Regions from separate parts of the Homo sapiens genome. Here region 2 is linked to region 1. Evidence: read pairs that join two places in POLR2A ChIA-PET (ENCODE). Cell type or tissue: HepG2. All regions are shown on one strand. Links, peaks and the distances in the headings refer to the core of each region. The heading gives the core; the rest is flanking DNA. Region 1 overlaps TRAPPC12 (trafficking protein particle complex subunit 12). Region 2 overlaps EIPR1 (EARP complex and GARP complex interacting protein 1).

Region 1 (8,330 bases), core at 193-8,192:
CCACAAAATGGGAAGAAAAATTAGTAAACATCCAGCATATTATTGAGGATGAATGTTAATACGCTTTTGCTAAAATGTATGTATGATTTATGTCTATTTCATAATTTAAATTAGCTTCTCAATGATGCGTAGCTGCTGTCTTCTCTTTATCCATTTACCAATGCAATTTAATTTCAGGAAGAATCAAAGCATGTTTTCTAGGCTTGACTGAACGTCCTTAGGAAAAAATGTCCTCAAAGTGAGGAAAGATGACAGGCAGTTTCCACCTAAACCCACAGATTTTCATTCGCTATCTTAAAGGGCACTCAGTGTCATTTCCATCAAAATCCTCTCCTTAGAGATGGGTAAACAGTGCCACGGAGTCTTCAGCACACTGTAAAATAGGATACACAAGGCGATGTTGGGCATTCCTGAATGGCCAAAGGTAAAGGTTAGAGACCAATGGGAGCTGGAGTTTTTTTTTTTTTGTGGGACAGAGTCTCACTCTGTTGCTCAGGCTGGAGTGCAGTGGTATGATCTTGGCTCACTACAACCTCCGCCTCCTGGGTTGAAGAGATTCTCGTGCCTCAGCCTCCTGAGTAGCTGGTAGTACTGGTGTGCACCACCATGTCCGGCTAATTTTTTGTATTTTTAGTAGAGATGGGGGTTTTGCCATGTTGGCCAGGCTGGTCTCGAACTTCTGGCCTCAAGAGATCTTGAGATCTTCACGGCCTCCCAAAGTGCTGGGATTACAGGCATTAGCCACTGTACCCAGCCAAGCTGGATATTTTTACCTGGTCATGATAGGAAACATCTGCCTTTCAGTCACACTCATTCTTAAACACCTGTCATAAATTCAGAAGCAGGTGTTGTAAGAGGAGTCATTTTGAATCTATAATTCACACGGACCTCAGTAGGAAAAGAAACCAGAGCACTTGGTGCAGCTCTGCGCTTCAGGGTATCTGGTGGTTTCGATTAAGGCCTGGGTGCTCAATGACCTGAGTTTTCTGTTAGCAGCAGACAAAATGCCTAAAAAACCAGCTGTTCAGTCCCAGTTCCAGTCCCCGGCCCAGGCAGAGTCCCACAGACCTGGGTCCAGCCCCCTCCCGGGACTATGAACCACGTGGGAGGGCGGGGTTGGAGGCGATGCTCAGGCTGCAGTCAGGCAGAGGGAAGAGATGGTTTTATTTATGCTGGGATGGGGGAAAACAAGGCTGATCCGTGTAAGAAATAGGAAAACAGCTGTTTCTTGACTATGATAGCTACCAGGCATAACTGATTAAACAGAAACACCCTCAAACTTCCCCAATTAACAATGCCTTTAACCTTTCCATCTTTTCTTCACAACCTACCAAGTGACAGGCTCCCCATTCTTTTTGGGCTGGAAATTCGGTCTTACACGGAAAGGATGACCCTCAAATTGGCGATGAAGTGGAGACAAGAAAGGGACACGACAGAATCAGGGAGCCCAGTTAATTTACAAGGTAGAACAGTAGCCCTTGAACAACCAGCCATGGCTGTATCTCTCCAACTCATGAGCGGATGTGGGAACCACCTACGTGCGGACTGGACGGAACTTTGGGAGGGACGTAGACGAGACTTGCTCCGGGGGAGAGAGGATGGATAAAGCCCTGCTCCTCGAGGACAGTGCTCACGACCACCGAGCAGCTTCCAGGCTGGAGTGCAGGAGAAGAAATACCCCAGGGAAGAGGTAAAGACATCTTTATCCAACCCATGGCTGCAAAAGCCAGACTCCTGGGGACAGAAGGCCTGCTTGGCCAGCAACACCAGTGAGGGCCCTTCAGCAAGTTCCCGAGACTCCTCTGGCCCCACTTCCTCCACCTGTTGGCCAGGCCACGGCAGACAGAGCTCCTGAACACGCACCCTCAAGCGGTCCTGGCTTTGGTCTGTTCCTCCTGGTCATGTGGAAGGCCAGCAGGACTGGACAGGCCAGTGGGTGGGCAGGAAGTGTCACACATTAAGGACTGGCGTCTACGTCCCTGGATGACACAGAGTCCTACGTCCGAGAGTGATAGTGGTGTTGCTGGTCCTTCTTGACTCTGTGGCTACCTAGCTTGGTTGGTTCACTTCCATGAAATCAAGCCAGCTCCATCAAGACAATCTCTTTGATTTATGCCCTATTTTAGTTATTAAAAGTTACCCTTCCCATTTTTTCTTTTCCACAAGGGGCAAATTCCCTTAGTCAGAAGGAAGAAACAATTTTAATACCAGTGAGACTAAAGGTCAAAAAACACTTTATACTAAAAATGATAAAAATCTCCATCAATTCTGGGATAACTCAGAGTAATATGGACCAATTCCCACCCGTCCTACTTGGAGGAAGGTAAAGATGATAAAGGAGAGAGCATGGGGAATAAAGAAAGCCGGCGTCTACATTCGTTCCTATGCCCCTCCAAAGAAACAGAGCTGAGTTTTAACCAAAAAAACAACACACAAAGAAGTTCAAAGATTTGTTTTTACTTCTAGCCTTTTTAGTTCATCTATTTACCTACTAGTATCAACCAAGTTCAACAGAATGTTTATTTAAATTTTCTGAGACTTCTATAGGAATTATTATTTTATTATTAATCAGGCCTTTGCATCTCTTGTACCACTGGTTTTAAATATTTTCTACCTCCAATCAGGCTCTGCATTTCCTGACAACTAGGACCATTCTCTGTAGCTCCACTGCTGCAGCCAACAAATGCTGACAATCGAGCCTGCAAAATGCGGCAGTGCGAGACTTTCCCATGTTACTGATACATTCGGAAGAGAGTAAGAAAACCAGCAAATACAGTTGGTACTAGATAGCAGCCATTATTCCAAGCAACTTACACGTGACATCATTTGATCTTTAGGACAACCCAGGCAGCAAGGAGGATTGGCATCTCTGTTTTACCAATAAGGACACTGGGGCACAGAGATGTCAGATAACTCCTCCAAGGCTACGCGATTCAATGGGGGAAGCAGGATGTAACTGGGGATGCCTGACAACAGGGCGTGGGCTTTCAATAGCTGCTTACACTGCCCTCACAAGACATCCTGCCAGGACTGTTTTCTATTTAAGAACACATGAGAGGCTTCAAACATATTTATGAGGTTCTCCACCAAGAGACGCACACTGCACAAGGCTCCCAGTGCTGCAGAAGGCTCTCCGTAACCCGCCCTTCTCCCTTCCCAACTGGTGGTTTCTTGTCACTCTCCTAGAACTACCCTATGCTGTAGCCTAGTGTTTTCCAAACAATGGTCGTGACCGTGACCCAAAGGGTGAACCACAACCAGATTTTTAAAATAAATTAAATCAGAATAGAGACAAACGGAAAATGTCACGGCGTGTGCCATATGCACGGACACGTTTGGTTCCACCGCTCTGCATCTCTGTGCGCCAGGTCCCGATATGGGACGGCTCTTCCCTGTGGAGCGCAGCTCAGACGTCTACTACCCGGCCCCTGCACCAAATCATGCTGCCCTGACAGAGCAGGTGCTTGACACGTAGCTGCTAAATGTACAAACAGATGCACCAGGGAGCACCTCCAGGTCAGTGTTTCGGTAAATCGGAGTGGGAGCATTCTGTAAGTCAAGGCTTGTTGCTGGGTACTTATCTGATTTTTCAAGACTGGATAAATAAGGAAAACTGAGGCTACGAAATTATGTATAAATCAAAGCAAACCAGAGCGACACACAGACAAATGTACAAATATTAAATACCATGGCCTTACCCCTGCGCCCAGGGTACACGTGCGGGTAGTACTCGTAATAAAGATCTGGCTGATCAAGATTTCCGAAGGGTTCAAATTCCATCTCAGCATTCTGGAAAAGGCCCAACTTCACTAGTAGTGCCAGCCTGACAAACCAGAGCTAAAAACAAAATACAATGGAAACAATAGGTTATCTACATATATCCAGTTCAGAATTTGCTATTCCTTATGAGTTGGTGTTAGAGGTTAATTTCTCATATATTAAAATAAGGGCTAACCTAACTTTCTATCTTTGCATATTTACACAATCGTATTTAAAAAATTACTCTTGAAGCTGGGCATGATGCCTCATGCCTGCAGTTCCAGCTACTCAGGAGGCTGAGGTGGGAAGATTGCTTGAGCCCAGGAGTCTGAGTCCAGCCTGGGCAACATAGCGAGACCCTGTCTCTAAGAAGAAATTACTATTGAGCTTAATAACAATGTGAATGATTTTACATAATTGTTTACTCAATAAGTAAACAGTGCTTACTGAGCAGGTCTGTGTGCAAAGCACTGTGCTAGGTGTCATGAAAATGAAAAGGCACCAAAGGAATGCGCCACCTAGTGGAGGGCGGGGGAATGACGGCGGGAACGGGAGCAGGAAGGAGAGGAAGCGCAGGGATGGGTTGTGTTTGAGGGCAGCTCTCAGGGCTGCAGAATTTCAAGGGGCCACAGGCTAAGGAAGGGTCTGCTGGTTCAGGGAACGTAAGGACAAAGGTACAGAGTGGACAAAACACAACATACGAGAGAGCACAGTGTGCTCTCAGGGGTACATTCAGGAAAATGGTGGGAATTTGCATTAGACAGCTGCAGAGCCAGAGACTTAGGATTAAAAGGGTACCTTAGAAATGACCTAATTGGATCTGACTTTACTGATGAGAAGAATGAATTTCACTAAGTGTCCGCTGAAGGATGAACGGATAAAGGAACGTGGCATGACGCACAGTGGAATACCACTCAGCTTTCATGGAGGAAATCCCGTCGTTTGTGCTGTGGATGAGCCTAGGGGACATGACGTTAGACAAACAAGCCAGGCACAGAAAGACAAACACCGTGTGACCTCACTTACACATGGAATCTGAAAACACTGAACTCACAGAAGCAGAGTAGATGGCGGGTGCCGGGGCTGGGGGTGGGGAGGAGGGCCGGGCAGGGGAGGTTTGAGAGATGTTAGTCAAAGGAAACAAAATCCAGTGACGCAAGGAATAAGCTCAAGAGATCTATTGTAGACGTGGTGACACAGTTACAATGTATACTAAAAATTGCTAAGACAGATTTTCAGTGTTCTCATTACACACACACACACACACACACACACACACAAAGGCATGCGAGGCAATGCATGCGATTTAGCTTGATTTAACCATTCCATAGTGTACACATAGCCTGTCATGGTCTGAGGGTTTGCATACAACACGAGAAGATGAAATTTCACATGGTAGCCAATGGGAAACTATCCAGCTCTTGACTAGCTCCGTTTCAGACCTAGTTGGAAAGGAGGGTGGTTCACCCTCTTTAGGCAGCCTGGTGGTTCCTGGCTCTAGGGAGGTCACCATATTGGTGTTGAGCTAGTGCCAACACCTGATCAACAAAGTGCACTACGGCCCAGAAGCCCCAGGCCCAAGTGATCTTCCTGCCTCAGTCTCCCCAGTAGCTGGGACTACAGTCAATGCGCCACTGCGCCGGGCACAGTTTTCCAGCAGGAAAGTGAGATGATCAAAAGTGTGCTTTTTTGGAGGTAGTTTATGGAATGAATGTGAATAAAGAAACTTGAACTAAGTTCATAAAAGAGGCCAAAGCAACACTGCAATGAGAGCTCGAACTGTGGGTGGTGGTGGGTTGGAGAGAAATGATAGGAAAACAGCCTAAGATTTGGCAAACCAATGGATGGAGAGGTGATGGGGGAAAGTACATTTAAAGCTAGAGCGGCTCTTCTTGTCGGCTCTTGGGGGAAGAGAAAGAAGGAGAAGGAGCCTGCTGGAAATAGCTAAGCTGTCAGGGCTCCCCAGAGCTGCTCCTTTCAAAAGCTCATCACAGTTCTGAAGGATCTGGTGATCTGTTTAGTCCCGGGGGATTCCCATGTAAGCTAGAAGAACAGTTAAAAAACTCCCCAGGGAAAGGTAAGAATGTATCAACGTTTGCAGCTGTTCCTTCTTCTCAGATGAGTTTCCTTTTGTTCACAAGTCTATTTTGTGCATTCCCTTTTCTTTTTTCTTTTTTTTTAAATTTCAGAGCAAGTGATATACCACGAGGAGCAAATGGCACATGGACCCTCCGTCCTTGGGGTGGACAGAACCAACTGCTCCTGTCACTGTTTCCTACCGGGCCCAGACACGCCCCAGAGCCCCGCACAGGCCAGTTGCTACTGCCAGTCGTGAGGCGAACCCACCTGCTGACCCAAAGCCATGCCGGTTCCACCATGAGACTGAGTGTGGGCACTTGTGAGCGTGCTTCTGGGGCGCACAGGCATCCTGACGGGCCGAAGTGAGAATTCCAGTGCCCCAGTATAGTATATACAATATAATTAGGAGAGAAAGAAGCAGGATATGAAAACATACTTTTTGTTATTGGCATGAAAGGCCATGGTCCTGTCCATGTCCCCAGACTGTGATAAGCCAGGTTAAACTCCAGCACCTGAAAGGTGTTCTCACCTGCAGTGAATCTGTCGTGTGGCTGGTGAGCAGCCCGCTCTTGCCGTAGCCCTGGCCGTGGGCTGTGAGGAGACGTCCGCACAGGTCCACTGCTGCCCTCCAGTTTCTGCAGCTCTGCAAGACACGGCAGAACATGTGACCAAACACACATGCAAGGCATGGTGGAATCCATGACCCAAACGCATAGCCACTGGCCACAGCTGCTCACCTTGCTGGAAGCAGCGCCAGCCAGCCGTTAGTAATGGTGACAACGTCAGTGTGCTGACGGCACGGAGGGGCATGCCATTTGTCAACGCTGCACGTGTAATTAGGCAATAAGAGAGCCAAGCGTGAGGTACAGTTCAAGCCGATCAAATCATAAAAACATTACAATTCAACAACCGATAGAACATCGGGAAGAGGCTTTTTATTGGAAAGCTCCGCACATCTCTCAATCTATATGACTGGTTTCCTTTTTAGCAAGATTATCTTAAGATTTCTGTCAATTTAAAATCAATAAGGAAATTTTATGCTATGTGTTGGACATATTTATTTGTATCTGTAAGATTTGCATATGACTCTAAAATAACTGGCTTTATATGTTCATAATTTTAATTTATCAATATGAAAAAATCAATGAACTGGGTGAACACAACATGTTCCAGGCCCGTGTGGCAATGCACAGTATACTTTCACATCACTTAACGTTACGGCTTCAACATGGAAAGGCTGGCTGGTACTGACACACTGGCTGATTCGTACAGACTCTTGTGTTTATCTTTGCCCTTGTGCAATACAGAAAGGACAGCCATTAGGCAAATGAATGGGAAAATAAGATCAGAATGTTTAAACCTTTTAAGAAGCTAAAAGTGGATGCTCACTCTGTCTTTTCTCAATGTAACGGGCACTATCTTTGAATACGGTAGATGTCCTCATTTCTGCAGCCAGTCAATAAACATGCTTTAAGTACCTCCTGCCTGACAGAGACTGCAAGGCTGGCGGGGAGGTTAGTGAACGAGCACTCATTAGTGGTATGATCTAGCAAGGGAGACAGACAATTAAACAATATGTTTCTCAAGAATTAGCTAAATGATTTTGTGTGCATGCCAAGCGCTTCTCTGACAAGAAGTTTAGGAGTTTACATATTTTAAAAACGTGTGGTAGAGCCTGCCACACACTTCTTCTGTATACTAACTCACACACGCACTACTCCCTTTCCACGCCTCCTGCACTCCACGCCGGGACACAGAGAACTCAGGACCTGCTCATGAAACGCCTAGGAGGGCAATGAGTCTCAGCTTTGCACTACAGTTGTTCTGCAGTCCTTTATTTGGGCTTCCTCAGGCAGGAGCTAACGACCTGCTCCAATTCCAGCCACAGCGGCGGTGTGGGGGGCTGTGTTGAAGGCAGGAGAGTGGGGCTTGTGTCTTCCGGGGTTCTGACATGTGGCCTCACACTCACACTGCAGGCTCAGCAATGGCTGAGTTTACAGAGCTGAGGTCATCTGTCCCACCTCACAGATGTGACAATTAAAGAAGATACATGAAAGTGCTGAGCACAGTGCCAGGCAGGAGGCAGGCATTAAAAATGTGAACGATGCTGTTAAAAATTCCCAAACTGTTTCTTCATCAATCCAGAGTCAGCGTGTGCGTGCCTAGTGAAACTCTATGTGTAAGGAAAGGAACGGGTGCTGGGCCTTGAGCTTCAGACAGGCCAGGCTCTACGCCTGAGTAGCCGTGTGACCTGCTGCAAGCCACCAGCCGTCCCTGGGCTGCAGGCATCTCAGTTTCCTCCAGGTCTTCTGAGGGGTTGATAGTTGTTTTTTTTTTAAATGCTGAACATCCTACTGTCCACATTACCAGTGTGTTTACCCACTGACCTATCGAAGGACCCCTTGGTTGCCTCTAGTTTTTGGCAACTATGGATAAAGCTGGTATCAACATCTTTGGGCAGATTCTTGTGTGGATATAAGCATTCGGCATAA
Region 2 (8,330 bases), core at 165-8,164, 55 kb after region 1:
TTCCTACCCATGAGCATGGAATGTTCTTCCATTTGTTTGTATTCTCTTCTATTTCATTGAGCAGTGGTTTGTAGTTCTCCTTGAAGAGGTCCTTCATGTGCCTTGCAAGTTGGATTCCTAGGTATTTTATTCTCTTTGAAGCAATTGTGAATGGGAGTTCACTTATGATTTGGCTCTCTGTTTGTCTGTTATTGGTGTATAAGAATGCTTGTGATTTTTGTACATTGATTTTGTATCCTGAGACTTTGCTGAAGTTGCTTATCAGCTTAAGGAGATTTTGGGCTGAGACAATGGGGTTTTCTAGATATACAATCATGTCGTCTGCAAACAGGGACAATTTGACTTCCTCTTTTCCTAATCGAATAGCCTTTATTTCCTTCTGCCTAATTGCCCTGGCCAGAACTTCCAACACTATGTTGAATAGGAGTGGTGAGAGAGGGCATCCCTGTCTTGTGCCAGTTTTCAAAGGGAATGCTTCCAGTTTTTGCCCATTCAGTATGATATTGGCTGTGGGTTTGTCATAGATAGCTCTTATTATTTTGAGATACTTCCCATCAATACCTAATTTATTGAGAGTTTTTAGCATGAAGCGTTGTTGAATTTTGTCAAAGGCCTTTTCTGCATCTATTGAGATAATCATATGGTTTTTGTCTTTGGTTCTGTTTATATGCTGGATTACATTTATTGATTTGCGTAGATTGAACCAGCCTTGTATCCCAGGGATGAAGCCCGCTTGATCATGGTGGATAAGCTTTTTGATGTGCTGCTGGATTCAGTTTGCCAGTATTTTATTGAGGATTTTTGCATCAATGTTCATCAAGGATATTGGTCTAAAATTCTCTTTTTTGGTTGTGTCTCTGCCCGGCTTTGGTATCAGGATGATGCTGGCCTAATAAAATGAGTTAGGGAGGATTCCCTCTTTTTCTATTGATTGGAATAGTTTCAGAAGGAATGGTACCAGTTCCTCCTTATACCTCTGGTAGAATTCGGCTGTGAATCCATCTGGTCCTGGACTCTTTTTGGTTGGTAAGCTATTGATTATTGCCACAATTTCAGATCCTATTATTGGTCTATTCAGAGATTCAACTTCTTCCTGGTTTAGTCTTGGGAGAGTGTATGTGTTGAGGAATTTATCCATTTCTTCTAGATTTTCTAGTTTATTTGCGTAGAGGTGTTGGTAGTATTCTCTGATGGTAGTTTGTATTTCTGTGGGATTGGTGGTGATATCCCCTTCGTCATTTTTTATTGCGTCTATTTGATTCTTCTCTTTTTTTCTTTATTAGTCTTGCTAGCGGTCTATCAATTTTGTTGATCCTTTCAAAAAACCAGCTCCTGGATTCATTAATTTTTTGAAGGGTTTTTTGTGTCTCTATTTCCTTCAGTTCTGCTCTGATTTTAGTTATTTCTTGCCTTCTGCTAGCTTTTGAATGTGTTTGCTCTTGCTTTTCTAGTTCTTTTAATTGTGATGTTAGGTGTCAATTTTGGATCTTTCCTGCTTTCTCTTGTGGGCATTTAGTGCTATAAATTTCCCTCTACACACTGCTTTGAATGTGTCCCAGAGATTCTGGTATGTTGTGTCTTTGTTCTCATTGGTTTCAAAGAACATCTTTATTTCTGCCTTCATTTCATTATGTACCCAGTAGTCATTCAGGAGCAGGTTGTTCAGTTTCCATGTAGTTGAGCGGTTTTGAATGAGTTTCTTAATCCTGAGTTCTAGTTTGATTGCACTGTTGTCTGAGAGATAGTTTGTTATAATTTCTGTTCTTTTACATTTGCTGAGGAGAGCTTTACTTCCAACTATGTGGTCAATTTTGGAATAGGTGTGGCGTGGTGCTGAAAAAAATGTATATTCTGTTGATTTGGGGTGGGGAGTTCTGTAGATATCTATTAGGTCCGCTTGGTGCAGAGCTGAGTTCAATTCCTGGGTATCCTTTTTAACTTTCTGTGTCGTTGATCTGTCTAATGTTGACAGTGGGGTGTTAAAGTCTCCCATTATTATTGTGTGGGAGTCTAAGTCTCTTTGTAGGTCACTCAGGACTTACTTTATGAATCTGGGTGCTCCTGTATTGGGTGCATATATATTTAGGATAGTTAGCTCTTGTTGTTGAATTGATCCCTTTACCCTTAAGTAATGGGCTTCTTTGTCTCTTTTGATCTTTGTTGGTTTAAAGTGTGTTTTATCAGAGACTAGGATTGCAACCCCTGCCTTTTTTTGTTTTCCATTTGCTTGGTAGATCTTCCTCCATCCTTTTATTTTGAGCCTATGTGTGTCTCTGCACGTGAGATGGGCTTCCTGAATACAGCACACTGATGGGTCTTGACTCTTTATCCAATTTGCCAGTCTGTGTCTTTTAATTGGAGCATTTAGTGCATTTACATTTAAGGTTAATATTATGTGTGAATTTGATCCTGTCATGCTGTTAGCTGGTTATTTTGCTTGTTAGTTGATGCAGTTTCTTCCTAATGTCGATGGTCTTTACATTTTGGCATGAGTTTGCAGCGGCTGGTACGGTTATGCCTTTCCATGTTTAGTGCTTCCTTCAGGAGCTCTTTTAGGGCAGGCCTGGTGGTGGCAAAACCTCTCAGCATTTGCTTGTCTGTAAAGTATTTTATTTCTCCTTCACTTATGAAGCTTAATTTGGCTGGATATGAAATTCTGGGTTGAAAATTATTTTCTTTAAGAATGTTGAATATTGGCCCCTACTCTCTCCTGGCTTGTAGAGTTTCTGCCGAGAGATCCGCTGTTAGTCTGATGGGCTTCCCTTTGTGGGTAACCCGACCTTTCTCTCTGGCTGCGCTTAACATTTTTTCCTTCATTTCAACTTTGGTGAATCTGACAATTATGTGTCTTGGAGTTGCTCTTCTCGAGGAGTATCTTTGTGGCATTCTCTGTATTTCCTGAATCTGAATGTTGGCTTGCCTTGCTAGATTGGGGAAGTTCTCCTGGATAATATCCTGCAGAGTGTTTTCCAACTTGGTTCCATTCTCCCCATCACTTTCAGGTACACCAATCAGGTGCAGATTTGGTCTTTTCACATAGTCCCATATTTCTTGGAGGCTTTGTTCATTTCTTTTTATTCTTTTTTCTCTAAACTTCCCTTCTCGCTTCATTTCATTCATTTCATCTTCCATCACTGATACCCTTTCTTCCAGTTGATCGCATCGGCTCCTGAGGCTTCTGCATTCTTCACATAGTTCTCGAGCCTTGGCTTTCAGCTCCATCAGCTCCTTTAAGCACTTCTCTGTATTGGTTATTCTAGTTATACATTCGTCTAAATTTTTTTCAAAGTTTTCAACTTCTTTGCCTTTGGTTTGAATTTCCTCCTGTAGCTCGGAGTAGTTTGATCGTCTGAAGCCTTCTTCTCTCAACTCGTCAAAGTCATTCTCCGTCCAGCTTTGTTCCGTTGCTGGTGAGGGACTGCGTTCCTTTGGAGGAGGAGAAGCGCTCTGCTTTTTAGAGTTTCCAGTTTTTCTGCTCTGTTTTTTCCCCATCTTTGTGGTTTTATCTACTTTTGGTCTTTGATGATGATGATGTACAGATGGGTTTTTGGTTGGATGTCCTTTCTGTTTGTTAGTTTTCCTTCTAACAGACAGGACCCTCAGCTGCAGGTCTGTTGGAGTTTGCTAGAGGTCCACTCCAGACCCTGTTTGCCTGGGTATCAGCAGCGGTGTCTGCAGAACCGCGGATTTTCGTGATCCGCGAATGTTGCTGTATGATCGTTCCTCTGGAAGTTTTGTCTCAGAGGAGTACCCGGCCGTGTGAGGTGTCAGTCTGCCCCTACGGGGGGGGTGCCTCCCAGTTAGGCTGCTCGGGGGTCAGGGGTCAAGGACCCACTTGAGGAGGCAGTCTGCCCGTTCTCAGATCTCCAGCTGCGTGCTGGGAGAACCACTGCTCTCTTCAAAGCTGTCAGACAGGGACATTTAAGTCTGCAGAGGTTACTGCTGTCTTTTTGTTTGTCTGTGCCCTGCCCCCAGAGGTGGAGCCTACAGAGGCAGGCAGGCCTCCTTGAGCTGTGGTGCGCTCCACCCAGTTCGAGCTTCCCGGCTGCTTTGTTTACCTAAGCAATCCTGGGCAATGGCGGGCGCCCCTCCCCCAGCCTCGCTGCCACCTTGCAGTTTGATCTCAGACTGCTGTGCTAGCAATCAGCGAGACTCCGTGGGCATAGGACCCTCCGAGCCAGGTGTGGGATATAATCTCCTGGTGCGCTGTTTCCTAAGCCCGTCGGAAAAGCGCAGTATTTGGGTGGGAGTGGCTCAATTTTCCAGGTGTTGTCTGTCACCCCTTTCCTTGACCAGGAAAGGGAACTCCCTGACCCCTTGCACTTCCCGAGTGAGGCAATGCCTCGCCCTGCTTCGGCTTGCGCACGGTTCGCTGCACCCACTGACCTGCGCCCACTGTCTGGCACTCCCTAGTGAGATGAACCCGGTACCTCATATGGAAATGCAGAAATCACCCGTCTTCTGCGTTGCTCACGCTGGGAGCTCTAGACCGGAGCTGTTCCTAGTCGGCCATCTTGGCTCCTCCCTGAAATATTATTTTCTGAGGTTTGAAAAATGAATGAAATTGATTCTCTAAGGTAGTCAAATATATTATTGGATTTTCTTCTTTATCTTAAAAGAAGTAGCTGACTTTTGCTACTTGGATTTTATCGGATAGTATCATGGACCAAGACTTTCTTAAGTTTGAAGAACCATCATTGCAGTAAACAAGAAAACTGAAAAGGATAGTGTTTTTTTTTGTTTGTTTGTCAGTGACATTCAAATCCCATGGAGAACACTTTACATGAAAGGATAGAGATCTGATCGTTGACCGCTGAGTGAAGGTAATGACACTTGAAAGATAAAGGGCAGTACTGCAACTGCAAATAAAAGACCAACACGGAGGGTCGTTAAGATCGCAAAATGCTGAGCAAATTCATGGTAATGATTCTGGATTTTTTTATAATTATATTTGAAATGCATGAAATTTCAAATGATATTTGAAATGCTTTTGCACACTTTTAGTTTACTGCTCAGTAGAAATCCATTTTCTCAATATGAGTTTAATGAATACTTGTCAGTTAACACAACAGTAGTTCTTTGTGACTATCTCAAAGTGCATACAAACAGTATGACTTCTCTCCTGCAATCATGTTTCTTTGAACTTTTGACATTAATAGATCTTCTTTGTTGTGTGGGTCAAATCTCCATGTGGCAAACTTGCCTTGTGATGGGAACAGTGAACCTCTAGGCAGTGGTGGCTCTGCCCATGTGTAGGTCTGGGGGCAGGCATGTGACTAAGATGGACCAGCGGCAAGCAGGGCCTGCAGGTGTGGGCAGAGTGAGGGCTACATCTGCCAACTCCTATTTGAGCCCACTGCTGCCAAGTGAGCTGGGCCAGACCAGAAAGGACGGTCGGGGTGGGAAGGTGGGTGACAATGATGACTTGGGCTTGTTTCAAGTTGCTTTCCCTTCGGTTTACCACCAAAACCAGGAAGCAAGCAGGGCAGGTTGTAAGCCACACAAGGATATGCGTGCCTCCTTTCTGTTCTGGGAGGTTCTCCTGGAGTCCTGAGATCAGTGCAGTCAGGTCAGAGGGGCAAAGAGACTGTGGGCTTTTGGCTTTTTGTGCCATCAGTCTGAGGGACAGATGGACCAGGCCAGCGCTTCAGGGTCTGCCTGTTGCCAAGTGAGGAAAGACTTTTGAAATGGAAGATGGAGATTAAATTTTCTTTTCTTTTTTCTTTTTTTGAGACAGAGTCGCTCTGTCACCCGGGCTGGAGTGCAGTGGCGCGATCTCAACTCACTGCAAGCTCCGCCTCCCGGGTTCACGCCATTCTCCTGCCTCAGCCTCCTGAGTAGCTGGGTCTACAGGCGCCTGCCACCGCGCCTGGCTAATTTTTTGTATTTTTAGAGAGGGGGTTTCAGGGTGTTAGCCAGGATGGTCTCGATCTCCTGACCTTGTGATCCGTCTGCCTTGGCCTCCCAAAGTGCTGGGATTACAGGTGTGAGCCCCCGCACCCAGCCGAGAGATTAAGTTTTCAAATGCCTTTTTATATCCATGGAATTGATAATTTGGTTTTAGGATTTTTCTCTTTTGATCTCTTTGGTCAGTTACATTAATAGCTTTTTAAATATTGGCCCAGCGTTTGCATCCTTAGAAAGAATTCCACTTGATTGTGGAATAGTCCTCTGCTGGATTCGGTTTACGAGTCATTTACTGAAAATTTTCACGTTAATATCTGTGTATTTTCTTCGTTGAGTTTTGTTTCACTGCTATGCTGGCTGCATAAAAAGCACTTGGGAATTTTCCTTCTGTTTCTGTGTTGGAAACAACTGAAGGTAATATTGGTGTTGCCTGCTCCTAAGGTGTGGTGCTGTTACAGTGTTGACTTGTTAATCTGTGGTAACTAGTTGTTCAGATTTCTTGTCTTTCTTTTCTGATCAGTTTTGGTAACTTACATTTTCCTGGAAAATTCATCATTCATTCAGTGAACAAATATTTATTCCCTGCAATAAGGCACTATTATGTGCCTGGAACACAGCATAGGAGGAAACAGACAAAATCCCAGCCCTCGTGGATTTACCCACCCAAGACGCACCCTTGCAGAGGCATTTCTGTAGAGGAGTGAAGTCTCTGAGAATTGAGGATTTGTCTTTTAGGTTGTTCCCTTTTTTTTTTTTTTAATTTCATCAGTTGAATTTATTTTCGTTTATTTTTAATTTATTTTTATTTTTACTTATTTTTTGGGACAGAGTCTCGCTGTGTGGCCCAGACTGGAGTACAGTGGCGCAATCTTGGCTCACTGCAACCTCCACCTCCCAGGTTCAAGTGATTCTCCTGCCTCAGCCTCCTGAGTAGCTGGGTGTGTGCCACCACACCTGGCTAATTTTTGTATTTTTAGTAGAGATGGGGTTTCACCACGTTGGTCAGGCTGGTCTCGAACTCCTGACCTCGTGTTCCGTCTGCCTTGGCATCCCAAAGTGCTGGGATTACAGGCGTGAGCCACCGCGCCCGGCCAGTTGAAAATTTTAATACAAAAAATTCAAAACAATTTCCTTTCATTTGCTCAGCATTTTTCTATCTTAATTACCCTCTATGTTGGTCTTTTTTTATTTGCAGTTGCTTAAATTATTTGTTTCCATTCTTTTTATTAATACAAGCATTTTAAACACATGGATTTTCTTGTGAACACTCACTTCTTGATTTTATTGTTTTGTGGATGTTTTGCAGCTTTGAATTTAATTTTGAATTTCAGGTCAAATTTCTTTTTTGTCCTCGGATTCACTGGAGAGACCCTTCTCAATTCTGTCCCTGTCACCTGCTGTGTTTTGGGGGTTGTCTGTCTTTGTGTCCTTTCCACTGCAGACTTCCTTCCTGTGCTGGAAGTTTTAATTTCCGTCTATTTGTCTTGGGTTGTCTTGCCATATCTTCTTTGAGTTCTGCTTTGCATTTTTCTCTTTTACTTTTCTTTTCTTTTTTCTTTTGAAACAAGTTTTTGCTGTCACCCAGGCTGGAGTGCAGTGGTACAATCTCAGCTCACTGCAACCTCTGCCTCCTGGGTTCAAGCGATTCTCCTGCTTCAGCCTCCCAGGTAGCTGGGATTACAGGTGCATGCCACCATACCCAGCTAATTTTTGTATTTTTCGTAGAGACAGGGTTTTGCCATGTTGGCCAGGCTGGTCTCGAACTCCTGACCTCAAGTGATCCGCCCACCTGGACTTCCCAAAGTGCTGGAATTACAAGTGTGAGCCACCATGCCGGGCCTCTTTTTAAAAAGCTTTTTCTCTCGGACGGGGTGGCTGGCCGGGCGGGGGGCTGACCCCCCCACCTCCCTCCCGGACTGGGCGGCTGGCCGGGCGGGGGGCTGACTCCCCCACCTGAGAAATCGGATGGTTGCCGTGTCTGTGTAGAAAGAGGTAGACATGGGAGACTTTTCATTTTGTTCTGTACTAAGAAAAATTCTTATCCTGTTGATCTGTGACCTTACCCCCAACCCTGTGCTCTCTGAAACATGTGCTGTGTCCACTCAGGGTTAAATGGATTAAGGGCGGTGCAAGATGTGCTTTGTTAAACAGATGCTTGAAGGCAGCAGGCTCGTTAAGAGTCATCACCACTCCCTAATCTCAAGTACCCAGGGACACAAACACTGCGGAAGGCCGCAGGGTCCTCTGCCTAGGAAAACCAGAGACCTTTGTTCACTTGTTTATCTGCTGACCTTCCCTCCACTATTGTCCTATGACCCTGCCAAATCCCCCTCTGCGAGAAACACCCAAGAATGATCAATAAAAATAAATTAAAAAAAAAAAAAAGCTTTTTCTGAGACAAGGTCTTGCTCTGTTGACCAGGC

Evidence for each region. ChIA-PET counts read pairs that join two places held together with the same protein. Peaks named below come from ENCODE experiments on the same cell type or tissue, not always from the same donor. Only the 100,000 strongest peaks of a DNase experiment are listed, where the experiment ranks them.
Region 2: POLR2A ChIA-PET joins it to region 1 with 6 read pairs; 3 of 35 experiments call an interaction of 5 or more read pairs at or near these places.

The regions. Positions count from the first base shown.
Region 1 is chr2:3,420,032-3,428,361 of GRCh38, reverse strand. It overlaps TRAPPC12 (trafficking protein particle complex subunit 12), which reads right to left. Exons shown (of 12, transcript NM_016030.6): 4 at 6,368-6,481; 5 at 3,699-3,837. Among named protein-coding and RNA genes, the nearest start is that of TRAPPC12, 45 kb to the right of the region's middle. In HepG2, for the core only: a CTCF peak has its summit at 4,280 (motif pointing left); DNase peaks (open chromatin) are centred at 4,281 and 4,771.
Region 2 is chr2:3,365,443-3,373,772 of GRCh38, reverse strand. All of the region lies in intron 1 of EIPR1 (EARP complex and GARP complex interacting protein 1), which reads left to right. Among named protein-coding and RNA genes, the nearest start is that of EIPR1, 8.2 kb to the left of the region's middle. In HepG2, for the core only: no CTCF peak of the experiment used is centred there; DNase peaks (open chromatin) are centred at 4,812 and 5,162; H3K4me3 peaks cover 1,217 bases.